Linked DNA regions of Homo sapiens: regions 2 and 3 are each linked to region 1. The links are chromatin loops, found by intact Hi-C in ENCODE. Cell type or tissue: ascending aorta. All regions are shown on one strand. Links, peaks and the distances in the headings refer to the core of each region. The heading gives the core; the rest is flanking DNA.

Region 1 (7,837 bases), core at 1,599-6,598:
TGCATTTATTCCTAAGGTAGGCAGGGTATTTCCTAGTAAGCATAGTTTCTTAAGACAGAGGCCATTTGGTTCCTGGGAGAATAGGCAGCCCCACACTTTGAAGAACACAGACCCCAGTATCTAGTCGTGGATATGATTAAAACGCTGAAGACCACAACCTTTTGGGTCAACTGTTGGTCAAACTATAGGAGAGACCAGGGACCATCACATGGGTAGGGATTTTCCATCCAGAGCCAATAAAAGGGCTGGTGGGGGCCGGGGGTGGCTATTGTGGGAAGTCATAACCCACAGATAGATTAACCTAAGAATCCTGGTCCTTCTCCACTCTCCACCATGCAGGACAAACATCCTCTCAAGCAGTCAACGTAGAATGCTTGGGAAATAGTCATAATTACCCACATATAGTAATTAATAGATGGTAATTAATAGATCCTTGATGTGATGTCCTTTTGCATATTTCCTTCATTCTAAAGTTGTTCTCTGGCCGGGCACAGTGGCTTTTGCCTGTAATCCCAACACTTTGGGAGGACAGGACAGATCACTTGAGGTCAGGAGTTCCAGACCAGCCCAGCCAACAGGACAGATCACTTGAGGTCAGGAGTTCGAGACCAGCCCAGCCAACATGGCGAAACCATGCCTCTACTAAAAATACAAAAATTATGGTGACGCCTGCCTGTAGTCCCAGCTACTCGGGAGGCTGAGGCAGGAGGATCGCTTGAACCCAGGAAGTGGAGATTGCAGTGAGCGGAGATCGCACCACTGCACTCCAGCCTGGTCGACAGAGTGAGACTCAATCTCAAGGAAAATTAAAATAAAGTTGTTCTCTGAAGAGCAAATGTCTCATTCCAGTAATGACCCACTCACCAGGAATATGGTGGAGTTCAGTCCAATTCAGATCAGCCATATCCAAAAGACTACAAGTCATTACTAAGTTGAGCAAAAGAGTTTTTATCTATTAGCAGAAAGGGCCTCTCTGGCAGCAGAGATTAAAAATTGGCCCGACTTCATTTCCATACTTCAGGGAATAGCAAATTGAAGATTTACTTATCTAGGACTTGAATTCCTTCTTTGGGACCAAGTTAATAAAAGACCAAGAAACTCCTGATTAAACTGGGTAATGAAGGATTCTGTAGACAGGGCTGCACGTATCGGCTTTGTTTGACTTCTCTTTTCTCAGTTAACATCTCAGAGCTGGAACATTCCACATTCCCCAGCAGCGTGTGGGGGCCGACTAAAGTTTGCAATTCCGACTAAAAATCACCCTGCTTCTGGCTTATCTGAATCCCTTACCCACCCCACCTCACCACCCCACTCCTATTTATTCAGCACCACACTACCCAGGAAATACACTAGCAAATTGTGCAATGGAATAAAATCCACACTTTACTTTAGATTCTTGCAACTGTATCATATGTAATAGTATCACTTTTTCTACATTTTGGTCAAATAAATTTTTACATAAACTACAAAAAAAAAAAAAGAAAATGATACTAGGCTTTGGGGTTGGAGTGTATTGCCTTCAGATCAGATACTTGGCTCTGATTCCCATAATGTCTTTAAGAATTTCTATCACTACTCTCTCTTTTTCCCCTCCTTTCTGTGCTAAGTATAACCAAGAAAAGGGGCTTTTGACCATTTCCAGATGAGGGTTTTAAAGTGGCAGCAGAGAGAGAATCCCTTGGGACTGGTATCATATTGGCAGCACAGATCATGACTAAAAAAAGACTGCACAGAGAATGGGGAATTTGGGAGAAGGTTTGCCAGGTTTGCTTTTTTGGTAGACCTTTTCCAGCAGAGTCAACTAGTCAATGCTTCCCTACTAAACCCTTGGAGTGCCTTGAGCCTGTGTGCCTCTAAGTGGACATGGATCCATTCTAAAACAATCAGAAGAGTACTTAGAAAACATTTATCTTGTGGCCAGGCATGGTGGCTCACACCTGTGATCCCAGCACTTTGGGAGGCCAAAGCGGGTGGATCACAAGGTCAGGAGATCGAGACCATCCTGGCCAACATGGTGAAACCCTGTCTCTACTAAAATACAAAAAATTACTAAAAATACAAAAATTAACTAAAAATTATTAAAAATACAAAAATACTAAAAATACAAAAATTAACTAAAAATTATTAAAAATACAAAAATACTAAAAATACAAAAGTTAACTAAAAATTATTAAAAATACAAAAATACTAAAAATACAAAAGTTAACTAAAAATTATTAAAAATACAAAAATACTAAAAATACAAAAGTTAACTAAAAATTATTAAAAATACAAAAATACTAAAAGTACAAAAATTAACTAAAAATTATTAAAAATACAAAAATACTAAAAGTACAAAAATTAACTAAAAATTATTAAAAATACAAAAATACTAAAAGTACAAAAATTAACTAAAAATTATTAAAAATACAAAAATACTAAAAATACAAAGATTAACTGGGTGGCGCACACCTGTAGTCCCATCTACTTGGGGGGCCGAGGAAGGAGAATCGCTTGAACCCAGGAGGCGGAGGTTGCGGTGAGCCGAGATCGCAGCACTGCACTCCAGCCTAGTGACAGAGACCTCGTCTCAAAAACAAAAAAAAAAAAAAAGAAGAAAGAAAACATTTATCTTGTAACCAGTGGGATACAAGAAGGGCTGGAACTCACCTGAAGGGCCAGAAGGGAGGTTAGAATTGAGAGCAGGGTGGGGAGGAGATTGTTCTTGAAAAACTAGGCTGGGGCCTTGCTACTCAAACTGTCGTCCCTGGACCAACAGGATTGGCACCAGAATATATATTTTAGCAAAATCCCCAGGAGATTTGTCAATATAATTAAAATATGAGAAGCACTGGGCTAGGGTGTTAGCTGAGAGGCTGAGGAGGGAAGAGTAGATTGGCAAGGAAGATCAAGGTAACAATTAGCAGGGCTTGGTATTCTGACATTTTTGGAGATGGAGATGACACAAAGATGAGTCCAAGAATACAAATTTGGGAGACTTAAAGAATACAAGTAACGTCCAATACTCATTTATCTACAGATAATTGATAGACTAATTAAAAATCATGCCTATTCATTAAGGCCTAGATCCATGGTCAAATGACATGTTTAGTTTTGTTTGCTAAGTTTGCTGTACCCATTAGCATTATATTTATGCATTTAAAAACAACAAAATTGTTTTTTTCTGCCTGAGAAGTTAAACGCAGGCTGTACTTATATTCATTTCTCTCTTCATTATTTAATCAATGTTTCCTTTCTATGCATTTGTTTTGTGACCTTGAACATTACTAATTATTATTATTTTTGAGATAGAGTCTTGTTGCTGAGGCTGGAGTGCAGTGGCTTGCTGCAACCTCCGCCTCCCCGGTTCAAGTGATTTTCCTGCCCCAGCCCCCCGAGTGGCTGGAATTACAGGGGTGTGCCACAATGCCCAGAAAATTTTTGTATTTTTAGTAGAGGCGGGGTTTCACCATTTTGGCCAGGCTGGTCTTGAACTCCTGACATCAAGTGATCTGCCCGCCTTGGCCTCCCAAAATGCTGGGATTACAGGCATGAGCCACTGCATCCGGCCAAACATTGCTAATGATTAGTGCCATAGCACACAAGGTGCCAGCTTTCTCAGTGTTGTGTAACCTATTCAGTTAAAATTAGACAGCGTGAGGGTTACACATGGGCTCTAAGTTTTTTACGTAATTCAGGGAACTAGTGAAAATGGTCTGGCACCTTGAGGTTATAAAAGGGATAGAACAACCTCCATGGGTGTCCTATTTATCATGCAGGAGTACTAACTCAAGTGATGCTGTGTTCTTTTGTCAATTGAAAGAATTAAGAAAGAAGAAGAAAGGCATTCCATCTATAAGTGGAAACGCTACTCTCACGGCATTCATGTACCAGCTATTGTCTAAGGTCTGACAGTTTCAGTGACTTATCCAGATGTTTTGTCTACATGATACCAGCCTCAGAGATATTTGCCAACATTAGTATAATTGAATACCTCATTCGGTTTTGCATCTTCTCATTTTCTTTCACCATGTTGACACCGTACTACTTCTTGTCCTCTCTCTCCCAGCTACAGGGGGATAAAGCACCAATGAACACACAATCCAGCCTCTTAACCTCTCTCCAGCACCTAGCTACTTCAAGTTAGAACTTCAAATTTGAACCAAGGAAAACAATGTTCTGTGAATCTTTTTCTCCCTGGAAAAATAGGAGAGAATGAAGTTCTTTTCTGTCTATAGTTCGCGACAGCTAGGGGATGATGAAAGTTGCATGCATTGTTTTTCATAATGTGTGATTTATTCCTTAAGAAAAAGTCACTCAGATGATTCTTGGTGCTCAAGATGTTGAAATGTTCTGACTCTTCTCTAATACAACAATAGTAAAGTGAATTCAACAGCCTACTGCTCACTTTAAAACACCGGGGTACCTCTGTGCTTCCCAGATATTATCGTTTCCCATGGCAGGTTCTAAACTGGTAGTCTGAAGCCTAGCTCTGGTCTGCAGACATGTTTTATTTGGACTCCACAGTATTTTTACAAACTTTGAGCCAAAATGTAAAAATAGGGAGATTTCACACCAAAAAAATCAGAGTCACTTCACTTTAATGAGAATATGTGACAAGACTAGACTCTCGTGTGGCATGGATCCTTCTTCGTATGACAGTGAGCAGCTGGAACTGGCTAGTGACTACCCTAAGATGCCACAGTTTCCACCGTTCCCTACCATTGACCTGACTTTGGGGCTGAGTTTTCATTTACTGATCTTGGGGCCAGTTTTCATTTACTGATCTTTGTACTTGCTATGTTATTTATCTCAAAGTAAAGAAATATTTATCTGGGCCCATGTCTTTATCACGGGAAAGATATCAGGCCAGGCACGATGACTCATGCCTGTAATCCCAGCGTGGAGACCCAGGCAGGCAGATCACTTGAGGTCAGGAGTTCGAGACCAGCCTAGGCAACATGGCGAACCCCTGTCTCTATTAAAAATATAAAAATTAGCCAGGAGTGGTGGTGCATGCTTGCAATCTCAGCTATTTGGGAGGCTGAGGCAGGGAAATCACTTGAACTCGGGAGGCGGAGGTTGCAGTGAGCCGCAATCGTGCCACTGCACTCCAGCCTGAGCAACAGAGTGAGACTTTGTCTCAAAAAAAAAAAAAAAAAAAAAAAACAAGCAAAAAGAGTAAGACAGCAAAAGATAAACTGAAAATTATATTTCAAGTAAAACAGGAGTGCACAAATTTCTTCACGGACTTGAGGAATATTCCTGCACGTTCAACATGTAAACTTTATATGTTTGTCAAAAGATTGTATGTGTTGAAAGAGAACCCAAGAACCTGGTTACTGCCTAGACCCTGAAGTCAATTGAGTAAGTGACCCTTCTTCACTTCCCAGAATTGGAACGGAGTGCCTAAATTGTGAAATAGAATGAAGATAAGTTTGCAAAACCATATGACATAGTGCATGAGATATCTGAACAGAAATGCACCTGGAACTGGAGAACCCAGAGTTGCTGTTTAGTGGGTTCATAGAGGAAGTGCCCTACAGTCTTCCTGTCTCTGCCTTTCTGAGTGAGAACCTGCTCTAGCACAGACCTCAACCAGGAAATAAACTCATATCATAGGCAGCAGCATAAAACATCTCTCTAATTCTCCCGCAGACCCATAATACAGTATCCTGAGAGAGGGTGCTCACTTCTACCTAGCTTAGAGAGCAGAGCCACAGCATTTTGCAAACAGACAGAAGACAAATCTACTTGGAATGATGAGTACAACAGCAGCCCACATCTGTACAGCACATCTGCAGGTTTTCACCTGTAAAGGAAACAAGAGACAAAGATCATGAAATTTGGGCTAGGCGCAGTGGCTCACACCTGATATCCTAGCACTTTGGGAGGCCAAGTGGGTAGATCGCTTAAGGCCAAAGTTTCGAGACCAGCCTGGGCAACATAGGTAGAGCCTGTCTCCACAAATAATAAAAAAATTTAGCCAAGTTTGGTGGTGCATGCCTGTGGTCCCAGCTACTCCAGAGGCTGAGGCAGGAGGATCGCTTGAGCCCGGGGGTTCAAGGCTGCAGTAAGCCATGATTGTACCCATTGCACTCAGCCATGATTGTACCCACTGCACTCCAGCCTGGACCACAAAGTGAGACCCCGTCTCAAAAAATAAAATAAAATAAAAATAAAATCAGACCTTTAAGTAAGTGCATAAGTAGACCTGAAAGTTGGGACATCACAGAGTAGGCAGACAGAGGACAATTAGTAGAAACTTGAAGAAGAAATATTTAGATTATGGCAGAACAGAGATGACTCTTTTGGCTAAGAACCTTTGTCTGTTCTCCAACCCTCAACAATAGTTCTTTAGCAGAAGGAATCAGAAATTGCTATAGATTGTTTATGATAGAGTGCCTGGTAAGCAGAGACTACAGTCTTCTTTCCCCTTGTTTTGGGAGGTGGAAAGGAAGGCAGAGGAAACGGCCAACATTCTTTATGTTCAGAGAAGAGTCTCTCTTCAGGTCTTCTTAGGGTCAAAAGGAGAGAGTTGTTCATTTCTCTGGCTCCTCACCGCTTACAGAGCTGTCCTCTGAGGGAAGGGTAGGGTGAAGGAGCCTTCCTGGAAGAGAAGGACTAAAAATCCTCAGCTTCTACTTTTTTTTTTTTTTTTTTTTGAGCCTGAGTATCTCTGTGTCACCCAGCCTGGAGTGCAGTGGCATGATCGTGGTTCACTGCAGCCTTGAAATCCTGGGCTCAAGCAATCTTACTGCCTCAGCTTCCCTTGTGAGGGAGTGCAAGTAGATGGGATTAAGTGTGCAAGTAGCTGGGACTACAGGCACATACCACCACACGTGATTAATTTTTTTTTTTTTTTTTAAGATGAAGTCTCACTCTGTCACCAAGCTGGGAGTACAGTGGTGTGATCTCGGCTCACTGCAGCCTCTGCCTCCCAGGTTTATGCAATTCTCCTGCCTCAGCCTCCTGAGTAGTTGGGATTACAGGTGTGCACTGACACGCCCAACAAATTTTTGTATTTTTAGTAGAGATGGGGTTTCACCATGTTGCCCAGGCTGGTCTTGAACTCCTGACCTCATGACTAATTTTTAAATTTTTTGCAGAGATGGCAGTCTTACTATGTTGCTCAGGCTGGTCTCCAACTGCTGGGCTCAAGCAATCCTCCTGCCTCGGCCTCCCAAAGCACTGGGCTTATAGGCATGAGCCACTGCATCTGGACCCCAGCTCTTACTCTTTTGAGGTTCAGCACTTGGAGAATCACTCTTAGATTGAGGTAGGACCACTAATAGCTATTATCAGGAAAGAATATCAAAGAGGAACTCACCATGAGGGAAAGGTAGGTCAAGGCTGGTAACCCAAGTTCAATGCAGAGAGGTGGAAGAGGGTGTGGGGGAGGGTTGGTATTGGTACAACATACAGCTGAGGACAAATACTGTTTGGTAGTGCTATACCTTGGTGACTATATGAAGCACATGAAGGTTAATGAAAATAATTATAACCTTGGATCAATCCCAAGTTGGGGTGCTATTAACCAAGGCATGATTCAACCAGTAAGTGTCTCAGTTTAGCAGATAACTGTCCCCCAGCCTGTGTGGGATCAGTCTCCAAGAGTCACACCCACAGCCAAAGCAACAGTGGGATTGGCCTGATGTGTGACTTTCAGTTTTCTCTCTCCCCTTGCTTTGATTAAGGCCCTCATGTCCTTAGACTATTTGCAGAGTGATGAGTGGTCTTTGGGAAATACTGTGCTTCTTAATAATAAGAGAAGGCCTGATTCCACTTGAGCTTATCAAGTGGGCTGTAAGAACTTCAAGGCCTAGGTTAAAGGTAAAGAAAAAATGTATACGGTTAT
Region 2 (7,837 bases), core at 1,255-6,254, 130 kb before region 1:
AACACCCAGCTATTGTCCACTAGAGAATTGCTTGGTGTGTGGAGAAAAACCCACACACATCTGGTGTCCAGTGTTCAGTATGTGAGAGCAGAAGGAAAAAAGTTTTTTTTTTTTTTATAGAATCAATTGTAGCTATCTATACATGATCAACTGAAGGTAATACATAAAAAAGTTAACAATTAGATGATTGAAAGGAAATAAACTAAGATGCTAACATTAATATACTTCCTGAATGAATCAATCTAAGCCTTTTGTTATATATCATAAGAGCCCAACTTAAGTCTGGATCATCCTCAGGATTGTAGGAAAAGCTCTACCCCTGAAAAGTACAATGTGAATCCAGACTATCTGGTACTCAAGCATGGAAATCTTGTTATCTTAAGGAGAGTGCCACACAAAACTGGCAGACTGTTGCAAAACAAGACATGCTGACTGCCAAATGCATTAAGACATCAAATTCATAGAGAAAACAAGTATATATCTGTCTAGATCTACTTTACTATCTCTACTTAGGCAATCACATGAAGCTTAACTTTCTGGTTCCTTTGAGGCCAGTCCTGAGGGAAGTAATTGCCAAACAGGTCAGGGGCCAGTATAACTAAATAGGTTCCAGTTTCTCTTATTACTTAGGTTCACCAAAAACTGTAAGAATAAAGAATGTAGGCTGGGCACAGTGGCTCATTCCTGTAATCCTAGCACTTTGGGAGGCCGAGGCAAGTGGATCACTTGAGGTCAGGAGTTCGAGATGAGCCTGACCAATATGATGAAACTCCATCTCTACTAAAAATACAAAAATTAGCCAGGTGTGGTGGCATGCACCTGTAATCCCAGCTACTCAGGAGGCTGAGACAGGAGAATCTCTTGAACCCGAGAGGCAAAGGTTGCAGTGAGCCGAGATGGCACCATTGCACTCCAGCCTGGGCAACAAGAGCAAAACGCCATCTCATTAAAAAAAAAAAAAATGTTATAGAAATCTGGGGACTGCAACACCCTCAAAAACCTTTCTCTAGTTTTTAATAATTAAATTAGAGATGGCTACTGAATATTAGCTGGTTGAAATATGGCATTTGCGTAGGTAGATCAACAGTAAACTTCTACATACATAGGCACTGAGTAGGTGTTTATAAAATGCTCACTGAATCAATTTGTCAGGACAAAACTAATTCTGGAAAGTGAAATACATGGAGTCATCTTCCTGTTTTCCAGCTGTAGCCTGTCAGCACCACTACCTCCACTGTCCATGGGGATGCCAACTCTGCCCTTACTTTTGGCCATAATATCTACAGAGGCCTGTTACTACTGTGACCTGGGCTTCAGATGACTGGGGTCCTGTTGCTCCTCCATTCTTGACTCCTGGCTAAGCCTTTCCCAGCCATCCACATGCAAACCTTAGTTGAAAAGGCCTAGTCAGGGATCAGCAAATGACAGCCCATGGGCCAAAACTGACCAGCTGCCTGTTTTTATAAAGTTTTATTGGAACACATCCATGCTCATTCACTTATGTATTATTTAAGGCTGACTTTGGTGTTACAATGGTGGAGTTGAATAGTTGTGACAGAGATCATCTAACCTATAAAGCCTAAAATATCTACTATGTGGCCCTTCTGAGAAAAACTTTGTTTACCTCTGACCTAGATGCATAAGGCCAGATAATAATAATTATTGGGACCAGGCATGATGGCTCAGACCTGTAACCCTGGCACTTTGGGAGGCCAAGGCAGGTGGATCACTTGAGGTCAGGAGTTCGAGACCAGCCTGGCCAACAGGGTGAAACCCTATCTCTACCCAAAATACAAAATTATCCAGGTGTGGTGGCACGTGCCTGTAATCCCAGCTACTTGGGAGGCTGAGGCAGGAGAATTGCTTAAACCTAGGAAGCGGAGGTTGCAGTGAGCTGAAATCGAGCCACTGCACTCCCCTGGACAACAGAGTAGTGTGCAGTGACACAATCATAGGTCACTGCAGCCTTGCGCTTCTAGGCTGAAGCGATCCTCCCGCCTTAGCCTCCCAAGTGGTTAGAACTACTGGCACATGCCACCACACCTGGCTAATTTTTAAATATGTTTTTGTAGAAACAGGGTCTTGCTATATTGCCTGGCTGGTCTTCAATTCCTGGTCTCAAGCAATCCTCCCACCTCGCCTCCCAAACTGCTGGGATTACAGGGATAAACCAACACACCCCGGCCTATAATAAAGTTCTTGTGTGGCATTTACCATATGCCAAGCAGTACGCTAAGGTCTTTGCATATGTTAATTCCTTAGTCCTCACTACAATCCTATGAGGAAGCTGAGGCATAAAGAAGTTAAGGTAACACAGCTAATAAGCCTGTGTCTGGCCTAGATAGAGAAGGTATTGCAAAATAAATAGATTATCACAAGGATTCAAGAAATGAACAAAATCATAATTTGGAAGCTCCAATAAATCAGCAAACAAGTCATGGTGGAAATTATGAGAATAATGTGATTGTGGAAATAGGTTATTCCTAATAACCACATTCTGGCCAGCTGCAGATTCCTTTTGTGTCTGGGATTATGTGAAAAAGTAATGTTTAAGAAAATAAAAAACCAGGCCGGGTGTGGTGGCACACGCCTGTAATCCCAGCACTTTGGGAGGCCAAGGTGGTGGGGGGGATCACTTGAGGTCAGGAGTTCGAGACCAGCCTGGCCAACATAGCGAAAACCCATCTATACTAAAAATACAAAAATTAGCTGGGTGTGGTGGTGGGCACCTGTAATCCCAGCTACTCAGGAGGCTGAGACAGGAGAATCACTTGAACCCAGGAGGCAGAGTTTGCAGTGAGCTGAGATCTCGCCACTGCACTCCAGCCTGGGCAACAAAGCAAGTCTGTGACTCAAAAAAAAAAAAAAGAAAGAAAATAGAAATGACAATATAGAAAAATGGAACTGACCAAAAAAAGTTTTTTTTTTAAAAAAAGATATTTACTATAGAACTTCTACATTTAAATTGTAATTTCTGCATCAAGGTAGTAACCTTGGGATACTCTACATTTATTAAGAAATAATTTTTGGCCAGGTGCTGTGGCTCACGTTTGTAATCCCAGCACTTTGGGAGGCCGAGGCAAGTGGATCACAAGGTCTGGAGTTTGAGACCAGCCTGTCCAACATGGTGAAACTCCCATCTCTACTAAAAAGTACAAAAATTAGCTGGGCATGGTGACATGCACCTATAATCCCAGCTACTCGGGGAGCTGAGACAGGAGAATTGCTTGAACCCAGGAGGCGGAGGTTGTGGTGAGCTGAGATCGCACCACTCACTCCATCCTGAGCGAGAGAGTGAGACTCCGTTTCAAAAAAAAAAAAGGAAAGAAATAATTTTCAATGTTTGTTTAAAATAATTTTATAAATTCATATAAGGACCCCATATATATATATATATATTTTTTTTTTTTTTTTTTTTGAGGTGGAGTATCACTCTGCCACCCAGGCTGAAGTGCAGTGGTGCAATCTTGGTTCACTGCAACCTCCACCTCCCCAGCTTTAAGCGATTCTCCTGCCCCAGCCTCCCAAGTAGCTGGGAGTACAGGAGTGCGCCACCACACCTGGCTAATTTTTTGTTGTGTTTTTTTGAGACGGAGTCTCGCTCTGTGGCCCAGGCTGGAAGGAAGTGGCATGATCTTGGCTCACTACAACCTCCGCCTCCTGGATTCAAGTGATTCTCCCACCTCAGGCATCTGCCACCATGCCCGGCTAATTTTTGTATTCTTAGTAGAGATGGGGTTTCACCATGTTGGCCAGGCTGGTCTTGAACTCTTGACCTCATGATCCGCCTGCCTCGGCCTCCCAAAGTGCTGGGATTACAGGCATGAGCCATTGCGCCCGGACTAATTTTTGTGTTTTTAGTAGGGATAGGGTTTCACCATGTTGGCAAGGCTGGTCTCGAATTCCTGACCTGAGGTGATTCACCCTGCTCAGCTTCCCAAATTTCTGGGATTACAGGCATGAGCCACCATGCCCGGCCAAGAAACCCAATATGTTTAATTTGTGGTTTCATTGTTATAAAGCTTATTTTAGTCTCAAGTCATATGATTGCTATTATTTAGCTTTATAGTGCACTTTATTCGCCAAATGTGATCCCCAGAGACTTCTGGCTACTTTCAAAAAGTAAGTCCACTCCAAAGTAATTCCAAGAATAGATTTTCCAGTCTTGTCTGAATAATTCACTGCTTAACACCAGAATCTGGCACATAGTAGATGCTCAAAAAACTGTTAAACAAAGGAGTGACTTTCTCAAAAGTTCCAAAGTATTTTAAGAAATGACAACACTGTTGGAAAATCTCTCTAGGTGACTGCTTTGAAGAAACAACATGCAGTTGGTTCATCAAATTACTCTGATTAATCTTTTCAACAAATACTCATTGAGAACCAGGGCTTGCTACATAGTTTGTGGGGCCCAGTGAAAAATGAAAATGGAAAACTCCTTGTTCAGAAAGCAAGAAAAAAGTATTTTTCTTTCTTCTGCAGTCTCCTTCTCAACCTGAAATTATGTTTTATATTTGCTAGTCAATGTCGTGTTCCCTTGGGCATGTGGATATTTGCAGACCCTTGCAGACATTGCAGACTCTGTGAGTGACTCCACAGGTGGTCATAGTGCTCCTCCTGTGCCCAGATTGTTGGTGGGTGTGTGGGGATGTAGAAGGATGGCAGTAGTCACTGAGTAGGGGCAGGAGAGCATCCAGTGAGGTGGAACCAGGCTAGAGCCTAGACTTCAAACCCCTGGTGCATGCTCCATTGTTCCACTGGTCTTCATTTACAAAACACAAATTCAAAAATAAATTATTAAGTATAAGAGGACAACTGCTGAACATTAAATCCCAAGCCCACAGCTCCCTTCTCAGTGCTCATGAAGGTGGTTCTGTTGAGAATCTATTACGTGCTACTCCCTGAGGGTACTATATGAACAAGGCAAAGACTGGTGAACCTTTCTGCCTAACAGGGAAAGCAGACAAGAAAACAGGAAATTACTCTGCACTGGGTAAGGGCATTGATGGGAGTACAGGCAAACCCTGGTAGCTTCATTCCTGGGGTCAGGGAAAGAGGCTCAAACATAGAAACTGCTAGGTGAGACCTAATGTACAAAAAGGAATAAAACTAGAGAAAGTGTGCAGATAGAGGAAACAGCACTCGAAGAACCAGGGGTAGAAGAGAATGGGACATTCCAGGAACTAAAACAAACTGGCTAAAGTGGAAGGTGGGGACTTTCTCCATTATGTTAATGAGTTCCAACATTTTTTGCATTTTTTGAGGGCAGTGAGAGCCATTTGGAGGGATTTAAGGCAAAGTGACTTGATCAGTCTTGTGTTTATGTAAGATCACTCAAACTGCAATGGAGAGAATAAAAGTCCCAAAGGGCAGAATGAGAAAGTTTGGTAGGAAGACCCATCAAGGGCAAAGAAGAGGAAGCAGAGATTGGTTTGGGGATGTATGGGAGGCACTAGATAACTAGAGGGGCTTACACTGGGGTAAGAAAGACCCAGGATACTAAAGATTAAGCCATGAAGAATTCATTTCAATATCAACTGCTGGTAGGCTGGGTGCAGTGGCTCACAACTGTAATCCTAGCACTTTGGGAGGCCGAGGTGGGTGGATTGCTTGAGGTCAGGAGTTAGAGACCAACCTGCCAACAAGGCAGGAGAATTCCTTGAACCCTGGGAGGTGGAGGTTGCGGTGAGCTGAGATTGCACCACTGCACTCCATCCTGGGCGATAGAGTGAGACCCTGTCTCAAATAAATAAATAAATAAAATGAACTGCTGGAGGGGGACAAAATATATCAAACAAAACAGGCTGAAGCCTGCATTGTGTGTTTTACTTTGCGGGGGAGGACTAGGCTACATTAGCAGCAGGCTGTCACCACGCATGTACTGTTCTGGAACTGTTACACAGCACTGAGGCTTAATAGTTGTTCTGGAGCCCATGACCAGCACTCAGTTCCACACCCTTTCTTACAAAAGAACTTACTCTGCAAAGCAAGTATAATAACCCTGAGGGCGGGCATAGTGGTACATACCTGTAATCCTAGCACTTTGGGAGGCTGACGCGGGTGGATCACCTGAGGTCAGGTGTTCAAAACCAGCCTGGCCAACATGGTGAAACCCCCTCTCTCTGAAAATACAAAAATTTAGCCAGGCGTGGTGGTGGGTCCCTGTAATCCCAGCACTTGGGAGTTTGAGGCAGGAGAATCGCTTGAACTCAGGAGGCGGGAGTTGCAGTGAGCCGAGATGGTGCCACCGCACTCCAGCCTGGGCGACAGAGCAAGACTCCATCTCAAAAATAAAATAAAATAAAATAACCCAGAGGAAATGTTAACTGAGCAATTCTGTGGAGAGACCAGAGTTAAAATACAAAGACACATGTTTCATCCTCTTTAAAAAGTGCAGGATAGGCCAGGCGCAGTGGCTAACACCTATAATCCCAACACTTTGGGAGGCCAAGGAGGGTGGATCACCTGAGGTCATAAGTTTGAGACCAGCCTGACCAATAAGGTGAAACCTGTCTCTACTACAAATACAAAAATTAGCCAGGCACAGTGGCGTGTGCCTGTAGTCCCAGCTACTCGGGAGGCTGAGACAGGAGAATTGCTTGAACCCGGGAGGCAGAGGTTGCAGTGAGCCAAGATCATGCCACTGCACTCCAGCCTGGGCAACAGAGCAAGACTCTGCCTCAAAAAAATAAAAATAAAATAAAAAAAGTGCAGGATATGTTCCTATGTTTAATCTTTAGGCTTAGTGCACAGAGAATAGCACCAAGAGGGTAAATGTTGGAGAGACAGTATTCTAACATATCCAATTTGCCCTATAATTTGTTGAGCACATGAAGTATCTACCGTGTTTTGAGAACTTCCTAACTAGTTTTCCTGGTGCAATAAGAGTGATTGATAGTTTCAAAATTAATTTTGCAATCTTGAATCTTCAGGTGTTTTCTGAACAGTGTGGCCAAAGCTACAGGGGACAAAAGAGATGATCAGAGGACCAGCAGTCTTGGCCTCTGGGAGATTGCTGGACATGCAGAATCACGGGCCTTTGTATACACTTAGGAAGCACTGCTCTGAAGATCTGCTTCCTGATCTTAAGTAAATTATCATTTGAGTTGGAAAAACCATAGGGAACTACTGAAGGTAGAATTTAAAAAACTTCTATATAATGTATTATGAAATATAAGGGCTAGAAGGGTTAATGAGAGAGGGGCTATTAGCAGCATTAATGTTCTCACGTGATATTAGAACACTAATTCTACTTTGGGTTGTTACAATTAATTGCTTTCGTGCCTTCTGAATTCAAAATTAATACACTCCATAAAGTTTAGGAGCATGGACTACACATTTCTGTATTCCTCTCAACAGTCTGTACATAGTATATGAAGTACATAAAGATCTGTTAAATAAATTTGATAATATGATCCTGGCTGGTTGGTTGGGATTTTACAGATTAAATTTTTAGGGGGATTTTCTTAGTAAAAACATAAGAGAATGTTTAGGGTCATGGCATTTCTTGCTCTAGTCTTTATTTCATTTTGGGGGAGACACAGAATTGTTCTTCAGTCAGCTCTGTGTCAGAGGAGAGAGTAAAGCTGTTCCTTCATCATGCAATAGTAATCTGAGTCAAGGATATGAAACAAGCCCTTCAGGAAGTGAGCCAATTAAATGTTATTCTTCAGATATGAAGTTAATAAACAAAATATAGCTAAAGCATCAAAACTTTGGAGAATCTTATATTCCCTAAGTGGTAGAAATAAATTGATGTCCCATGATAAAAATAAACGAGATCCATGGGAAATTTTTCTTGTTCTTCCCCATCATGTTGTCTCATCTCTCACACATT
Region 3 (7,837 bases), core at 1,255-6,254, 60 kb before region 1:
TAAAATAATTGTGTAGATGCTCCGTACCCCATCTGTTCTATTCCTGTTTTTAAAACGAGTGCCATGTGCTTTAATCTTCTTGTCTTTTAGTCCCCAAACAAAATGAAATAAAGCAGTCTTTGCGTTGCTGCATTTCCAGTGACAATGAGACAACGGGCTCTGCACCAGTCCTGGGTCACTCACTGAGCTCTGCACTGGGGAGTGGGAAAGTGGAGGAGCTGAAAAGCCTGCCTCCTCCCATTCCTTAGGTGTGGAGACAAGGTTCAGACACAGCTCTGAGCCAAACATGTGTTCTCCCAGCTGGGGCCTATGGCTTCTCAAGATGTCAAACAGGGAAGTAGTATGTCCACACACTGATGTATTACTGATAATTCATTTATCTCTCTTCTTTTTTTTCGAGACGGAGTCTCGCTCTGTTGCCTAGGCTAGACCAGTGCAGTGGCACCATCTCAGCTCACTGCAACCGTCACCTCCCGGGTTCAAGCAATTTTCTGCCTCAGCCTCCTGAGTAGCTGGGATTACAAGCTCCCACCACCATGCCCAGCTAATTTTTGTATTTTTAGTAGAGATGGGGTTTCACCATCTTGGCCAGGCTGATCTTGAACTCTTGACCTTGTGATCCACCTTCCTCGGCCTCCCAAAGTGCTGGGATTACAGGTGTGAGCCACCACACCTGGCAATAATTTATTTATCTTATTATTTTATTTTTATTAGTACCAAAGACCAAGACTAGTGGTGTTTTGTTTTGTTTTGTTTTTTGTTTTCGAGATGGAGTCTCACTCTGTTGCCCAGGCTGAAGTGCAGTGGTATGATTTCAGCACGCTGTAACCTCCGTCTCCCAAGTTCAAGCAATACTCCTGCCTCAGCCTCCGGAGTAGCTGAGATTACAGGCTCCCACCACCACGCCCAGCTACTTTCTGTATTCTTAGCAGAGATGAGATTTCACCATGTTAGCTGTGCTGGTCTCAAACTCCTGACTTCAAGTGATCTGCCCGCCTTGGCCTCCCAAAGTGCTGGGATTACAGGAGTCAGCCCCTGCACCTGGCCCAAAACTAGTGTTAATGAGAATCTAAATCCCCATTAGACTACCTGCTTGTTGTGGGCACCTCCCTGGCCTTCATTTACTTTGCAGATTCTTTTAGTCACTCTTGGACTTTTCTTTTTCCTGCATACTGCTTTAAAAGATTTCTAAAAGGAATAGGAGCACAAAGGATATTGCCTTGCTATATTTTGTTGAACCCTAATTGTGTCGGAAAAAACTCAAACCATCTGTCTGCTGTTCTCACACCACAACAACAACGAACACAGAAGACTTCTGTGAGCAAATGTGTGGGAGTTTCTCCCCACACACCATGCAAGCAATCAGTTTTGCAGTGGATCCCAGCTGTATAGCATCAGAAACCACAGGATGAGGGTTCCATCTCACAAGTCTGCCCCCTCTCCTTCCCACCAGTCATGAATCTAGGCCCCTGGAACATCTGACCAACCAGCTTTAACTTGGGGTTTTCACAACCCCCGATTTGGGTTGGATTAATTTGTTAGAGCAGCCCACAGAACTAGGGAAATACTTATATTGACCAATTTAATGCAAAGGATATCTTAAAGGACACAAATAAACAGCCACATGAAGAGATACACAGGATGAGTTCTAGAAGAGTCCTTGAGTGCGGCAGTTTTGTCCCTGTGAAGTTGGGGACATTCTCTTGGCACATGGATGAGTTCTTGTGCACTTCCCTGAAAGCTGGGGGATGGAGCTGAAAGTCCCATCCCCTCTAACCCTGCCTTGTTCCTTCTGGTGACCAGGCCCCCATCCTGCAACTACCTAGGAACTGCCAGCCTTGAGTCAACTCAGTGTATGAAAGACACTTATCACTTTGAATATTCCAAGGATTTTAGGAGTTGTGTGCCAGCACACACGGTCAAAGACCAAATATATATTTCTCAGTATCATACAAATACAAATCCTTCCCAGTGAACTGCAATCAACTGGCTCGTGAGAATCAGGATCATTAGCAACCCAAGAATGTTTCTTGAGTTCCTGCACTCTCCTCATGCAGAGCTCCTGCCCAGTCATTGTTCTAGCTGCTTCATTGCTCCCTTCGTAAGGGAGACACTATGTCCTGACAAAGCATTACTTGCCCAAAGTAATGTCCTGTACTCTGTCTGTTCTTTAGAAAATTAGCATTACACTGTCACATGTTCACCTTTTACTATCCCAGATGTTATCTCTGAATTCAGGATTAGTTTTAGTTAATAGGACTTTAAAACTTTTGCTGGGGTGGGAGGGTAGGTGAGTATACTGGAGTGTAGAACCATATTCCAAAGCTCAACAAGACAACAGCAAAGCCTCACTCATTGTTTAATTTAGAATAAGGTGGGACATGGTCTTCTATGTGAAGGAAAAAAGGCACTTGGTATAATTCTGACTTTCCTAGGAGTCAGGGGTTTCCAGATTGGCCTCTCTCTTTTATTTTTTTGAGACAGGGTCTCACTCTGTTGTCCAGGCTGGAGTCCAGTAGCATAATCATGACGAACTGCAGGCTCTACCTTCTGGGCTCAGGTGATCCTCCCACCTCAGCCCCCCAAGTAGCTGGGGGACTATAGGTGCGTGCCACCAGGCCTGCTAATTTTTTTTTTTTTTTTTTTTTTTGGAGAGATGAGGTTTTACCATGTTGCCAGGCTGTTCTCAAACTCCTGAGCTCAAGTGATCCATCTGCCTTGGCCTCCCAAAGAGCTGTGATTACGGCATTAGCCACCGCCACCATGCCCAGACCAGATTGGCCTATTATTGATGTCCAAGCTCCTTCAGAGAGAACCTTAATGAGAGCTCCATACCTTGGGCAATATGTACATTTTAACACTTCAAGAAGGAAAAGTGATAAACTTCCCAGATAGATTTCCTGCTCCACAAACTGACAATAATGTCCCAGAGTTCATACGATGTAGCCATAAAACACTGGAGTGTTGTTTCTGTAAGAAGAACACCTCTGTCATGGCGTCCATCTGTAGAAACCCTGCCCTGTATCATAAGCCTGGATCCTCTGCTTAGATGCAGACAATCCCTTAATATGGACGTCAGATCCATTACTTAATTCTTGAACCACTGGGGAATTAAAGACCAAGAGTACTCATGAGGCCAGGCATGGTGGTCCTCACCTGTAATATTAACGCTTTGGGAGGCCAAGGCAGGAGGATTCCTTGAGCCCTGAAGTTCAAGACCAGCCTGGGCAACATAGGGACGCCTTGTCTTTACGAAATATAAAAATAACTTAGCCAATTGTCAGTGAGCCGTGATCATCAGATCACTTCCTTCCAAACTACGCAACAGAGCGAGACTGTTTTTCTTTTTTTAAAAAAAGAGTGCTCATGGAACAGTTGGCCTCAGAGCAATGTCTCTTGTTAAATTGTTGGCAACCACAATATCAGCTTGCTGTTCCCTTATAGGCATAGACCAAAATTTGCTTCTCCAGTTTCCTGAAATAACTTCCTGGTCTAATCTAATCTTGCCAATCCCTTAAGGGCCAGCTCAAACCCCATCATCACTGGTTCCATAAAGGCATTCCCAATTACCTCTCTCTAGCCACAGCCTGCAGTCTTAAGCTGTCTTATTTCCTTCTTCTTTAGAATCTAATTCAAACTCCCCACACCTGCCTTTGTTCTTGGTCTATATTTTGGAGGTTTTTTACCTCTTCTTGTCTCTTCCTCTTTCTCCCTAACATCTTTCTGATTTCTGGGGCTCTGGACCTTGTGTCTCATTTCCTGTATCTAGCCTTACACTTGCCCCTGGTATCTGATACTGATATGGCTTCTCTGGAAATGACCAGAGCTCCCTTCTTTGGCTCCAATATTGGTACTTGCCTTTTGGATTTTGTCCACTAATGAAAGATCTGGATACTTTGCCTGACTCACTCCATTCCTGGAACTTACCTCAGTGCTGACCTCTAAGGCCAGCTAGTTTCTGGTCCTGTACAAAGGAAACTGAACAAGCATAGCAAGTAATGTATTTTCCTTTGGCTAAATGTCTTACCCCAGGTAGACAGTAACTCTCCTGATGTGGGACCACAAATCATAAAATAGGGAAGGCCTAGCCTCGTAAGTTTTGGAGTTAGATGTTTCTGAGTTCTAATCGCAGCTTGCCATTGAATTCATTTACTTATTATGATCTTGGGCAAGTAATGAGCCTTTTTGAACCTCAGTTTTTTTCGTATCAGTTAAATGGGAATAATAATAATAGTACCTAATAGGATTAATGCGACGATTAATGAACAATAAAGCGAAACTTTGAAATGTTAACAAAATCCTTTCACACTAGTACAAACTCTAATGCTTGGTCCAAGGATGGTGTGGGGGGTGTGTGTGTGTGTGCGTGTTACTAGGAAAAAATTTCCAAGAACTGTCAGGGTCTATGCAGAATATCCGGCACACACAAAGCACTCAATAAATGTAAGCTTAAAAAAGAAAAGCAGGCCAGGTGCGGTGGCTCACACCTGTAATCCCAGCATTTTGGGAGGCCAAGGTGGACAGATCACTTGAGGTCCGGATTTTGAGACCAGCCTGGCCAACATGGTGAAACCCCATCTCTACTAAAAATACAAAAATTAGCCAGACATGGAGGTACGCTCCTGTCATCCCAGCTACTCGTGAGGCTGAGGCAGGAGAATTGCTTGAATCCAGAAGGCAGAGGTTGCAGTGAGCTGAAATCGCATCACTGCACTCCAGCCTGGGTGACAGAGTGGGGACTCTGTCTCAAAAAAGAAAAGAAAAGCAATAGAAGATTGAAAGTCAATAGATGGGGCCAGGCATGGTGGCTCATGCCTGTAATCCCTGCACTTTGGGAGGCCGAGGCAGGTGGATCACCTGAGGTCAGGTGTTTGAAACCAGCCTCACCTACATAATGAAACCCCGTCTCTACTAAAAGTACAAAAAAAATTAGCCGGGCATGGTGATACACGCCTGTAATCCCAGCTACTTGGGAGGCTGAGGCAGGAGAATTGCTTGAACCTGGGAGGCAGAGGCTGCAGTGAGCCTAGGCTCACTGCACTCCAGCCCGGGTGACAACAGTGAGAGACTCCATCTCAAAACAAAGAGAAAGTCAACAGATGGATCACCATCCTTCCAGATCAGAAAAACAGGCTGGGGCAAAGGGCAATTGCTTACGCTTACCTTACCGATTTTTCCAGGGTTTAAGCGTGCTGTGAAAATTTAAATTTCTTTCTTTCTTTCTTTCTTTCTTCTTTCTTTCTTTCTTTCTTTCTTTCTTTCTTTCTTTCTTCCTTCCTTCCTTCCTTCCTTCCTTCCTTCCTTCCTTCCTTCCTTTCTTCTTTCTTTCTTTCTTTCTTTCTTTCTTTCTTTCTTTCTTTCTTTCTTTCTTTCTTTCTTTCCTCCTTTCTTTCTTTTTGAGATGGAGTCTCGCTGGGTGCAGTGGCTCATGCCTGTAATCCCAGCATTTTGGGAGGCCAAGGTGGGCAGATCTCCTGAGTTTAGGAGTTCAAGACCAGCCTGGGCTGGCCAGCATGGCTTAACCCTGTCACTACTAAACATACAAATTTTTCTTTCCTTTTTTTTTTTTTTTTTTTTTTTGTGACAGAGTCTCTCTCTGTCACCCAGGTTGGAGTGCAGTGGCGTGATATCAGCTCACTGTAACCTCCACCTCCCTGGTTCGAGCGATTCTCCTGCCTCAGCCTCCTAGGTGTGAAAGCCCAGTGACAGCTTAGTAGAGGAGATAGTTGGGGTATGGACTCTGGATTACTTGACTTACATGTAAAAGGTAAACTTTACTAGGTTTACCTAGTAAAGGTAAAAAAAAAAAAAAAGGTAGGTGAGTCCTTTACTATTTCTAGGAATTGGCTAGCCGTTAGAGGGTCAGTCCCTCCAGGGTGCAGAAAACCGCCCGTGTCAAAGCACCCAAAACCCTTGGTTAACACAAGTTTCAACAATCATTGTCAGAGCCAGGGACTGTATTAGTTTGCGAGAGCTGCTATAGCAAAATAACACAGACTGAGTTCCTTATACAGCTATGAGAAATTTGTTTTCTCACAGTTTTGGAGGCTAGAAGTCCAAGATCAAGGTGTTGGCAAGGTTAATTTCATTCTGAGGACTCTCTCCTTGCCTTGCAGATGGTCACCTTCTTGTTGCATCCTCACATGGTCTTTTCTTTGTGCATGCACCTCTCTGGTGTCTCATTGTGTGTCCAAATTTCCTCTTAGTATGAGGACACCAGTCAGATTAGATCTGGGCCTAACTTAACAGCCTCATTTTAACTTCATCTCTTTAAAGACCCTGTCTTTAAATATAGTCACACTCTCAGGTACCGGGGGTTAGGGCTCCAACAGTTGATTTTTAGGAGGACACCTTTTTGATCACCTGAAAACAAGAGATGGATTTGGGGCCGGTCGCAGTGGCTCATGCCTGTAATCCTAGCAATTTGGGAGGTCAAGGGGGGTGGATCACCTGAGGTCAGGAGTTTGAGACCAGCCTGACCAACATGGCGAAACCCCGTCTCTACTAAAACTACAAAAATTAGCTAGGCATGGTGGCACTGCCTGTAATCCCAGCTATTTGGGGGGCTGAGGCAGGAGAATCGCTTGAACCTGGAGGGTGGAGGTTACAGTGAGTGGAGATCGCATGACAAGAGCGAAACTCCATCTCAAAAAAAAAAAAAAAGACACAGATTTGGTAGAGGGAAAGATACACTCATGAGGACTATGAGGTAGCAACATTTGGGTAGTATGTGAATATGACCTCACTCATATCTATGAGCTTTGGGGGCCTAGACAAATTTAGAGTGCAGAGGTGTTTGCTTATGTGAAAGAATATCAATAAATCTATATGGCCAGGAACGGTGGCTCACACCTGTAATTCCAGCACTTTAGGATGCCAAGGTGGGCAGATCACCTGAGGTCAGGAGTTCAAGACCAGCCTGGCCAACATGGTGAAACCCCGTCTCTATTAGAAATACAATTAGCTGGGCATGATGGCGCATGTCTGTAATCCCAGCTATTCAGGAGGCTGAGGCAGCAGAATCACTTGAGCCCAGGAGGCAGAGGCTGCAGTGAGCCAAGATCGTGCCATGAACTCCAGCTTGGGCAACAGAGTGAGACTCTGTCTCAAAATAAATAAATAAATAAATAAAATAAATCTATACTGAATCAAGATTCAATCAATACCAAAGGCCAATGTCCATAACTCCAGGGGGATCAAATCCCCTTTCAAAAGCACATCAATCATATTTACTTGCATTAATAGTTAACGCCCTGACAATGTAGAGCCTGGGTCCTCTCTTTGACAGCAACAGTTCATGCAGATATTGCAGAGAAAGAGGGCCAACAGGCTTGACTGTCTGAAAGAGAGTACATGATATACAGGTTTTAAAGTTCAATGGACCAACAAATTGGCCATTGACTTCTTTCTCCTCTTCCCTGGTCAGGAGAATCTTGTATAGGCTCTCTTCTTGAACACACACACACACACACACACACACACGCATGCACACACGCACACCAAATTTGTTGCAGCCCACCAAATTTCTCCCTCACTAGTTACCATGCAGGACTCTAGAGAATTCCTTTTGTGCCACCTATGCTCTGCTTGAAGAGGTGGTTGGGAACAGCTGGCAGAAGCCATGCTGCTTGCCTCTCTTCCTCTCCATGCCCCTTCCTTCTCACAGGAAGTATAAAACCTTTGTTATGAATAAAGAGAGAGAGAGAGAGCTCATAGGTCATGCCAGGAACTCTGGCTCCAGCTCTTCAGGAGTAAACGGTCCAGATTTGTCAATAACCATGGTGTTCCTAGCAGTATTTGGGTTTTTTTTTTTTGGAGTCTTTGCTTTTGTGGCCCA

The links. Hi-C counts contacts between places; a loop is a spot of excess contacts. Peaks named below come from ENCODE experiments on the same cell type or tissue, not always from the same donor. Only the 100,000 strongest peaks of a DNase experiment are listed, where the experiment ranks them.
Region 2: it touches region 1 in a loop (2.9-fold over the local background); 2 of 110 quality-filtered maps call a loop at or near these places.
Region 3: it touches region 1 in a loop (2.3-fold over the local background); 5 of 110 quality-filtered maps call a loop at or near these places.

The regions. Positions count from the first base shown.
Region 1 is chr3:27,633,961-27,641,797 of GRCh38, forward strand. LOC124906221 (a long non-coding RNA gene) reads left to right here and starts at 2,539. Exons shown (of 2, transcript XR_007095850.1): 1 at 2,539-5,346. It also overlaps the pseudogene TPM4P2. RefSeq lists an enhancer at 3,482-4,084. In ascending aorta, for the core only: a CTCF peak has its summit at 3,698; a DNase peak (open chromatin) is centred at 3,551; H3K4me3 peaks cover 1,380 bases; H3K27ac peaks cover 3,074 bases.
Region 2 is chr3:27,499,719-27,507,555 of GRCh38, forward strand. No RefSeq gene overlaps it. Among named protein-coding and RNA genes, the nearest start is that of SLC4A7, 19 kb to the left of the region's middle. In ascending aorta, for the core only: no CTCF peak of the experiment used is centred there; a DNase peak (open chromatin) is centred at 3,893; H3K27ac peaks cover 2,350 bases.
Region 3 is chr3:27,574,321-27,582,157 of GRCh38, forward strand. No RefSeq gene overlaps it. Among named protein-coding and RNA genes, the nearest start is that of SLC4A7, 94 kb to the left of the region's middle. RefSeq lists a silencer at 4,958-5,252. In ascending aorta, for the core only: no CTCF peak of the experiment used is centred there; DNase peaks (open chromatin) are centred at 3,250 and 3,921; H3K27ac peaks cover 3,749 bases.